Regions from separate parts of the Homo sapiens genome. Here region 2 is linked to region 1. Evidence: chromatin loops called from intact Hi-C (ENCODE). Cell type or tissue: PC-9. All regions are shown on one strand. Region 1 overlaps IL1RAPL2 (interleukin 1 receptor accessory protein like 2). Region 2 overlaps IL1RAPL2 (interleukin 1 receptor accessory protein like 2).

The links. Peaks named below come from ENCODE experiments on the same cell type or tissue, not always from the same donor. Only the 100,000 strongest peaks of a DNase experiment are listed, where the experiment ranks them.
Region 2: it touches region 1 in a loop (12-fold over the local background); 1 of 110 quality-filtered maps calls a loop at or near these places.

What each region holds. Positions count from the first base shown.
Region 1 is chrX:105,699,505-105,704,504 of GRCh38, reverse strand. All of the region lies in intron 6 of IL1RAPL2 (interleukin 1 receptor accessory protein like 2), which reads right to left. The region is part of intron 3 of LOC105373303 (a long non-coding RNA gene); the gene reads left to right. Among named protein-coding and RNA genes, the nearest start is that of NRK, 120 kb to the left of the region's middle. In PC-9, a CTCF peak has its summit at 2,633 (motif pointing right); a DNase peak (open chromatin) is centred at 3,064.
Region 2 is chrX:105,261,276-105,266,275 of GRCh38, reverse strand. The region is part of intron 4 of IL1RAPL2 (interleukin 1 receptor accessory protein like 2); the gene reads right to left. Among named protein-coding and RNA genes, the nearest start is that of TEX13A, 43 kb to the right of the region's middle. In PC-9, no CTCF peak of the experiment used is centred here; a DNase peak (open chromatin) is centred at 2,915.

The DNA.
Region 1 (5,000 bases):
TTACAAGTTCTTTAAAACAACCATTTAAATATAAGCAATTTGCTTGATGCCAACCATTTTTGTCTACTTGTTAAGGCTCCACTGGCAAGTGAGGTTAGCCTATGTATGGTACCATTACAATTCAGTTATATATTACGCAGATATCTTAGTTGAGTTGATGGATAATTGTTTAGCTTGTATTTTTTCTTACTCAAATATTTTAGCAACTCGGTGAAAAAGTTGTGTATGTGTTTTAAATATATATTTGATTATTTTAAAACCTGGATTTAAGCTGTATTCTACATGACTAAGCAATCTAAAAATCAGCCTGTTGTTGTATATAAGACTTGCACATACAATTTGTTTGGAATGTACAACATTCTGCTTTGTATTATCGTTGTGTATATTGCTAACTTCCCTTACTATACTGTAAGCTCTTTGGCAGGTCACATAACTAATCCATCTTGGTAACCTCTGAAAAGCCTAGCAGAGTGTTTTGCACATTGTGTGCTTTCAGTACATGCTAAATTAATGAACTAAACTAGCTTCCAAGAGACCTCGCCTAAGCAATACTTCAACATCTATGTTCTAAGTACTTCATGTACTTGAAAGTAATATAACTACATGTCTTTAAAATGCACTTAATAATTCATATTTTTCACTATTTCTGACTTGTCATTTCATCCAACTTAATCTGAGACAGTGAGGTTATGCTGTTTATCTTTACACAGAGAAATCAAACACACATTTGATACCCACCAAGATTCTTTCAAAAGACATATGGAGAAGAATGAATGCAGATAAAGTTAGTTACAGCATTGCATATCTTTCTCTAATGCAGTTAGAAGGGAACTTTGAGATCATCGTCTCATCCTCTCATCTTCTCACTCTAGATGAGAAATAGAGGGCACAGTTTTAAATGACTTGTCCAAGAACACACACTGACTGTTGGCAGAGCTTGCAATGTAGTCCAAGTGCCTGCCTCTAAGTTTAATGCTTTTTCCAATATAGCAGCTATCTGTGGCCCTTACATTGTGAGACCCCTGTCATATCTTCCTGAGGGGCTTTTTCTTGGCTTTCAACCTCTTCCCTTTTCCATTTTTTTTCTGTAGACTTTTGCCATATTTGTTTTCCCTAAGCATAGGTGTATTCATTACACAACTTTGCTTCAAAATATGAAAAGGTCCCCATAATCTACCAATTTAAATGGTTCTCAATAGGGTGAAGTTGTGCCCCAGAGGGAGCATTTGGTAATATCTGGGACATATTTACTTCTCAAAACTGAGGGATGTGGTGTTATGGGCATCTGGTGGTATAGACCAGGCATTCTTCTAACCATCTTACAGTGCATAGGACATCCCCCACAACAAAGAATAATCTAGTCCCAAATGTCAATAGTGCTGAGATTAAGAAAACTTATTCTAGAATTAGAGGATTTTCAGGTCCTGATCTTAACTTTCTTTTCCAGAATTATTTCCTACAACCTTCCCACACTTAGAAACATTGATTGAAGTGCTTTCTATTTTTTATAGATGTGCTATACTTTCCTATTGCCCTGATTTTGCTTAGCTTGAAATGGTTTTCCTCATCTGTCTACATTTTTCTTATTTGTTAAAGACTGAAGTATATAACCTGCTCCATAAAAACCTTCTTTGATCCTTACAACCAGATCATCTTTTCTCTTTTCAAGGCTCATAGAAATATGAATGCAGACTGTTTTTATTTTTGAAAATCTTATATATTATTTTGCCAAAGTCTGATTGTTAGACTCTGAGGAATCTGTGAGAAAATGTACACTAAGTTTGGAGTCCAAAGACTTCTAACTCCACCATTTACTAAATATGTTTAACCTTGCACATGTCATTGCACCCCAGTGGGCCTCATACTTTTCATCACTGAAATGGGACTAATAATGCCTACTTCCTAAAGGTGGTCAGAGGATGAAGTAAAATTTTATGAATAAAAGTGCTTTGTAAGTTTTAAAGCACTATGCCAATATGAGGGGTTGTTATTTTTATTGCAAGGGGAGCTAGCTCTTGAAAGGCAGTTAAAGCTTCTATTTTACCTCGTGTAGGGAATAAGCAATGCCCGTGACCATACTGCAAATTTTCTGGCTGGCCTTGTGTGAGGGCAGGACATATGCTTAAGTCGACTTTAATTTTCCCCATGAAGAATACAGTGTGTTCTTTGTGCCTTGCATCTACCCAGTATGGTGGTAAGGAAAACACTTCCTTTTTCTGGAGAAGAAAGAGAACAGGGGAGTGCACCAACCGATTATTCACAACAGGAATGCCAGGGGCAACAAGAGGCCTGCAAAACATTTTTTTCTGCAGTCAAATACACCCAGCTCATAAAGAATGCCGTAATTTACTTCTAGTTCCTTGCAAAGACATTTTTGGAAGTGTTGCCTTTGCCATCCCAGAATCCCCAGAATGCAGCTGTACTTTGTTAGCCAAAGTTTAAGAATAAAATAAATGAGTAGTAATAAGAAAAAACCTGACTTGGAGTTTTTATTCTTAGATGATAACTTGCCATATTTGTGGAGGTCTTGCTAATTATATTTTGTATAACACAAATACCTATGGAAATTAAGGCTGGATAAGAGGCCCTGGAGCTTGAGATAATAACTATACAGATGTTTCACACTAGAGGTCACTCTTGCAATCTAAGAACAAAATTCTGAAAAGAGGAAAACACAGCAAAACAAAAGAAAAAGCAAACAACCATCAACAACAACACAACAATGCACATGATATCAGTGCAAAAAACAAGGATATAGTTTTTCCTTTGAAATCTATGAAGATGCTCTTAAAATGATCAAATAAATTGGTAAGGAGTCGAACTGTCATTATGGAGTATGAGAGAGCTAAAAAGTAACAATTGCTCTACTTGGCAGGAAGGCAGGCAGGCAGGCAGGTAGGTAAGTGGCCAGTTCCTCCCTGGCTTGGGACATCAATCTACAGCTGCCCTGAAGTGATTAGCTTGATATAGATCTAAGTAGACTGGAATGACATACACATTTTAAACCAACTGAGAAGCTGGTAAGAGGAATTGCAGGAATTCAATGTCGCAATATATTAAAAAATAAATACTCTTTGTACCTGTTTGTTTAATGAACAGTAGCTGTTATAGTGAAAATTCATTTCTTAAACAGATGGAAAATGTCTAAATGAGTGGACTTAAAATCACCCTTGAGTTGTCTCAAGGGTAGGCACGTATTTGTGCATTATAGATCACTATCTATGTGTTTTATGATGTAAAGGTTTGAACTCTACTCTTACATCTCCATACCCTTCATTCCTTCTGCAAACCTAATTGGCCTGCATAGTGCCCAAAATTCCATCTATCATTCCTTTCTCAGGTTAATGCATTTTACTTTCAGTTGTCCTTTATTAAAATTTTTAAACTCCCAGGGGAAGAGGAATAGCAGATAGTTTTTCCCATCATTCAAACCTCAATTCATTTTTAAGATCCTCATTAGGGCACCTGCCATGAAGTCCCAAAGGGAGATAGGACATGTGACCCTGGAGGAAATATTGATGAGGTCCAGAGGAGCAGGAGGAGAGTTATGGGTGGTAAACCTGAAGCACCACTGGGGAGCACTTGAGTAGAGAGGGGAGCATTGAAAAGAACATCTGGATAATAAAGTTTTCAAATTTTGTCAACCTAGTGGTATGAGATAGATTTAAAAATTTTAGCCTTTCATCTGCTTATCAAATCAACATGATCATTAAGAGATCTTTATCATATTTCTCTATGAAATAAAGGGGTAGTAAAATAATGAATGTTATTACTAAATAGAGTCTAATAAACAAGTTCTAGACCAATAATAAATCAAAGAAATACTGAAGCAGTAATATCTTTTTTCTTAATGACATGTTTAAAACAAAAACAACGCCATAGAAGTAGGCTTTGGTTTCACAACCTAGGATGTTTTGTTTACCAAGGCACATTAGCAAAATGTCACCATGAAGTCCCACTGAGACTTAAGTGCTTTTCAAGAATTTCAACCCCCATTGCCTGGGAGAATGACAGACAGCTATGTTGGAATGAAGGGAATAAAATTACAGGATTGAGTTTGGAAGACTAGGCAAGTTATTTAGGGAAATTGTTTTTACAATGTACATCTTTGAAGAAAATCAGATGATGTCTAAGCTTCTGTCTAAACATAGAGAATGAAGTGGTTACATGACTCAATTATCTCCAATAATTTAAGCTTAAAATAGACCTCTTTTGCCTCAGTTTTTCAGATTCAGTTCTCTGCCAAATTTATATAGGAAATTGATTTCACCACTCACTTTTCTCTGAATGCAGTGATGGAGCCGAAAGTAATGCAGAAAAAGTGACTCTTACTGAACAACTTAGCCCTCACCAATTTATACTGCTGTTTTTACTGTGTTCTATATCCTTGGGAGAATTTACCCTTTCTTATTAACACCAACCACTTCCACAATTAATGAAAAGTGGAAGAAATTGCCAGCCAGAAAAATTCTGTTGGTAAACAAAAAACAAAACTCAGAATATATTTAAAACAAAACAACAGATACTCCTGAGAAAAATTCAGCAGCTGCTTGAAGACATTTGAAAGGAGTAATTTATTCGCTTTTACCTAGAAGGCAAAAATTGATGGCTAAGAATCTGTTCTCTGCAACATGAGCTGACTGCAACTTGGAAACTCAAAAAAATCTAAGCAGTGACCTAGAGAAAAGGACAAAAAGGCACAGCAAGTTTTATGTTCAGGGTGTGTTTCATCCAAAAGAGATAAAATTGGGCCATGTTAAAAATAAATAAGCCTCTCTAAGAATTGCATCTAGCTTTGTACTAGGACTCTTGAGAAGGTCACAGGGAAAGCAGAGATGTGTCCAAGCCTAGAAGATGATGGATTACAAATCCCATCCCACAGAGGAATGTGGAAGATGAAGCAAGAGCCATGTAAATTAAGATAATCAAAGAAAGAGAATTTAACTGGAGGGAAAACACCTGGGTTCTAGTCCAAGATTATTTACTCATTTTACATCATA
Region 2 (5,000 bases), 440 kb after region 1:
GAGGTCAGGAGTTTGAGACCAGCCTGGCCAACATGGTAAAACCCTGTCTCTACTAAAAATACAAAAATTAGCTGGGCGTGGTGTCATGTGCCTGTAATCCCAGCTACTTGAGAGGCTGAGGCAGAAGAATCTCTTGAATCCAGGAGGCAGAGTTTGCAGTGAGCCGAGATCACGCCACTGCACTCTATTCTGGGTGACAAGAATGAGACTCTGTCTCAAAAAAAAAAAAAGTATTTTATCATGTAAATTCTGTCAGTTAAGGCAATAAATAAATTGATTTTGAGGTAGATGATGTGAACAATAGTTGAGAGCACTTTTTACTTTCCCCACTATGGTGTATACAACATCTGCATCTACCACTCCTCACCCCTGCCTCCATACGCATATCTTAAACATTCATGTAAAGTTAGAATCTGTGCTGACTCTCAATCCCCAGCTGTGAGTGCTTGTGTGTTTGTGTTCATGTGTATGTGTGTGTACGTGTGTGTGTGTGTAAGTGATCTGAGACAGCGAGTACCCATTTTTTTCATAACATTTTTTTTCTTTCATGTTAGCAGGAATTTTGACAACAAAACACACAAACTGGTGCTTTAATTCACAAGTATAATATTTAAGAGATATGCTTGCTTTATGTTCAATACAACTACCCACACACATTGTCAGAGAGTAAATAAAAGTAATACTATTGAGAGCATGTAGATATAAGGCTGCTTCACTCCCTAGGGTCTTCCTGAAGAACAGTTAAGGGCCTGTCTGAAATTATATTACATACCATGTCTGGCAAGGTTTATCACCTATCTGAGATTTGCTTCTGAGTTAAACCTTGGGATATAAGGTTTCTGGGAAAATGAAGAAGAAAGTCTGAACACAGAGAAAAAGAAACAGCCCAGCTGCCACTGCCGTCATACAATAATAATCCACAATTATTTTCGCATTGTTTCCAACTCTGATAGCCTCAGATTTCTAAAGAATCATTCTGAAGGTCATTAAACAAAAATATGGTCCCTCTGGGCATTTTGAGAGGAAAGGAAAATGAAAACTGAGCTGCTGCGCTTTCACACAACAGTGGTGGGGGTGGGCAAATAAGCCCACACACTCATTCAAAGACAAATGGTGTCATTTTCTTATGTCATTTTAGGGAAAGTCCATATGCAATTAATTCTAACAATTTTCATTTTCTCTGCTCACTGTTTTGCTTTTTTTCCCCAGGAAGTAAAAACTAAAGAGTGTATAGGAATTATAAAATAACTCCTGATGAAGAACAGCTTGGAATCTTTATATGTTCTTTGGGAATGATCGAGATAGCCCTATGTGTTTTCCAAGCTGCCATCTAGCCTTATAAAAGGTTCTTTGTATCCAATAGAGGATCTTTATTTTTTTTTAACTGTGGCATAAGAAAATGTTGTCTTCAGGTCACCAACATCCCTCTAGAGACAATGTAGTGTAGATGAAAAGGCAAACTGGCTTTAGGGTAAGACATCTCTAGGTTAAAATGTGGGGCTCCCCCAAGTTCTGTCATCTTCAGCAAATTTGCTTATGGGAATAATATTCACTACCATGTGAGCAGCCAGAATCCAGAGGCTTGCAGGTTTATTCATTACATTCTTGTTGGGCAGCACCATAAGGAGTGGTCATACAACACAGACAATTTCTAAAGGTTCCCATCCTGCCTCCACTAATACGCCTTTTGCAAAGTTACTTTGTTGGCTATTCTACCTCAGTCTGGATGCCTATATAGACTCTCAGAAGTCTTCCAGGCTCTTGGTTCCATTATTGGCACTCTTTCTCCCAGTAAGCTGCTGGCTGCTAGGCTTACTGCTGTCATTACTTCTCTCCTGCTCACTAACTTCCTAATGAACAGACAGTATTGCCATATGTATTAGTCTGTTCTCATGCTGCTATGAAGAAATACCCAAGACTGGGTAATTAATAAAGAAAAGAGGCTTAATTGACTCACAGTTCTGCATGGCTGGGGATGCTTCAGGAAACTTACAATCATGGAGGAAGGCACCTCTTCACAGGGTGGCAGGAGAGAGAATGAGTGCCCAGCAAAAGGAGAAGCCCCTTATAAAACCATCAGATCTCCTGAGAACTCACTCACTATCATGAGAACAGGATGGGGGAAACCATCCCCATGATTCAATTATCTCCACCTGGTCCCTCCCATGACACATGGGGATTATGGGAACTACAATTCAAGATGAGATCTGAGTACAGACACAGCCAAAGAATATCACCATACCCCACTGCTCCAGCTGTGTTTAATTATAGCAACATACTAGGCAAAGAATTTGAAGTGCATAGGTCAAGTCTCAAGATGGTTGTCTGAGGCCAGGACAAACCACCAAAGGCTCAAATTTGAGCAGTTCCCTAATACTGAACTCACTGTGTAATCCCCCTACTATTTATTGTCCCTGGGACTATTAAACCTGAACAACTTGAAAATTTTGCTGAGAGCCCGTCTTGCTAGAGTTGCTTAAGTTCAACAATCAGATCCGTTTTGTGGCCTTGCTATCCCCTCATAGAGTAGTTTGTTGCAGGACATCCTTACCCAGTCAACATAATGTCAACACTTAAAGCCCAGCTTTTTTCCTCTCCCTCCCCACCTTCCTAGGTGGCAAATGTCCCGTGCCAGTAGTTGCTGGGTTGAAAGCCCAGAATGCACAACTGAGATATCTGTTTACTAAGAACCCTAAAGTAACCTGTTGCCAGCTACATTTGGATCTTGGAGTTTCCAACCTGAAATATTTACCACTGTATTCATAGTCTACTTCTGAGATATCATCATCATACCTACAGGTGTTTTTTAAATCCATTTGATTTGGTGGTTGTGGTTACTTTAGTGCCATTCAGAGCACATGATTCATTCTTCATGGCAAGAACATCAGGAAGATTGATTTCAATATTTCTTCTGATTCTGAGGTTTAAGCACAAAGCAGCTATGCGACCATAAACTAACCATGTAACCTCTAGTCCTCAAACACCTTTGTTTGAATACCCAACATCCACCCCTTAGGCAACTTTTCTCCTTTCCCCTGGAGACTGTATTCTCCCACAGGGCATCTAAACATCTGCTTAAAAATCTTTAGGGGGCCAGGCGCAGTGACTCATGCCTGTAATCCTAGCACTTTGGGAGGCCGAGGCGGGTGGATCACATGAGGTCAGGAGTTCGAGACCAGCCTGATCAACATGGAGAAACACCGTCTCTACTAAAAATACAAAATTACCTGGGCGTGGTGGTGCATGCCTGTAAACCCAGCTACTCGGGAGGCTGAGGCAGGAGAATCGCTTGAACCCAGGAGGCAGAGGTTGCAATGAGCCAAGATTGCACCATTGCACTCCAGCCTGGGCAACAAGAGCGAAACTCCATCTCAAAAGAAAAAAAAAAATCTTTAGGGAAACTGAACTGTCTGCAGTTTAAAGATGGAAGAGACAATTAGGAGTACGATTGCAAATTAGGTATGAACCTTGTCCTTTTCAGCCTATCTCTACTCCAAAGGCCTAGGATAACCAACTACAAGGAGCCCTTCCCTTCCAAGCTCTGTTTCTCCAACTTTCTATCTTCACAGTATTAATGTTGATATTGGTAGCCCACAGTGGTTAAGAATATAAGTTCTAGACTAAACACTTTGATTAGAATTCCAAGTAGTATGTTTTTGAGCATGCTACTAAATCAATCTAAGCTTCAGTTGCTTCACCTATTTAAAAAAAACAGGTGGTGATAATATTTACCAATTGGGGTGATTATAAAGATTAACTGAGGTGATATATGTAAATGCCCTGTAATATAGGGCATCACATGCTAAAACTACTCAATAAATATTAACTATTAGTCTATTATTTTTATTACTTTTAGTACTTTGCTTTCAGGTTATACATGTGTTATGATATATTAATGATCATCAGGAGTTAATGTGACTCAATTTTCTATAGCAGTCTAGAGACAACACTTTAACCTAAAGTTATCATTCTAAGGCTGAGATTAACTTCTGGTTTCTAGTCTGACATGTAAAGGGCTTAGAAGTCATCAATACTATCCTCACAACAAGAAAAAAGCCAAACAAACTGAACATCAATAACCATTTTCAGATCCATCAGATAACTGAGGTCACAAAGAAAACTACTACCCCAAAAACTGGAGAGACAGGAGAATATAGAGAATCACAGCTCACTGGGAGCAGAAGCAGCTGCACGAGCCAGCAACTGGTATGAACTCTTTACCCTTTTCTAGCTTTTGACATGGAGAAGGAAACTATCCAACTCTAGCTCCTTTTAGCCTTTGAAGTGGAAGAAGAAAAAAAGCCAGCTCTAGCCCTTCTAGCCTTCCTGTCTCAAGTAGTGGGTGGGAGAGAAGCTGAGAAGCACTTGTGGTCACAGTTCAGAGACAAGGTTCACTAAAACACTGAGACCTAGTCATAATATTATATAGCACTTACTCTCACCCTGTATCTTACCAACACATCAATTAGGACTCCTGTCTAATAATAGGGCATCACAGTTTAAAGAACTGCACAACTCACATCTTATTTAAGAAGTCTCTAGGGAAACCCAAAGACAATAGAAGAGTGAAAAACAAGGACACCAGAAAGAACTGTAGCCTCTAACACCAACAGTTATAGAAAACAGTAAAAACAGCCTTACTCTTAGCCAGAAAAATCTAAAAACCTCACACTAAAGGCCTATTTATCTCAGTTCCTTTTTACCCAGTCAGTACATCATGTCTGGGTTTCAACGAAAAATTACAAGGTACACCAACTCAAAAAACAAAACAAACAAACAAACAAACAAACAAACAAAAAAACAGCCTGAAGAGAGAGCAAGCATCAGAAATAGACTAAGATATGAAGTGGCCAGGATGGCTGACTAGAAGCAGCTAGCATGTGTGGCCCATAGAGGAAAAGAAGGGGCGAGTAAATACAATACCTTCAACTGAAACATCCAGGTACTCACATTGGGACTAATCAAGAAAACAACTTGACCTGTGGAGAATGAAGAAAAGC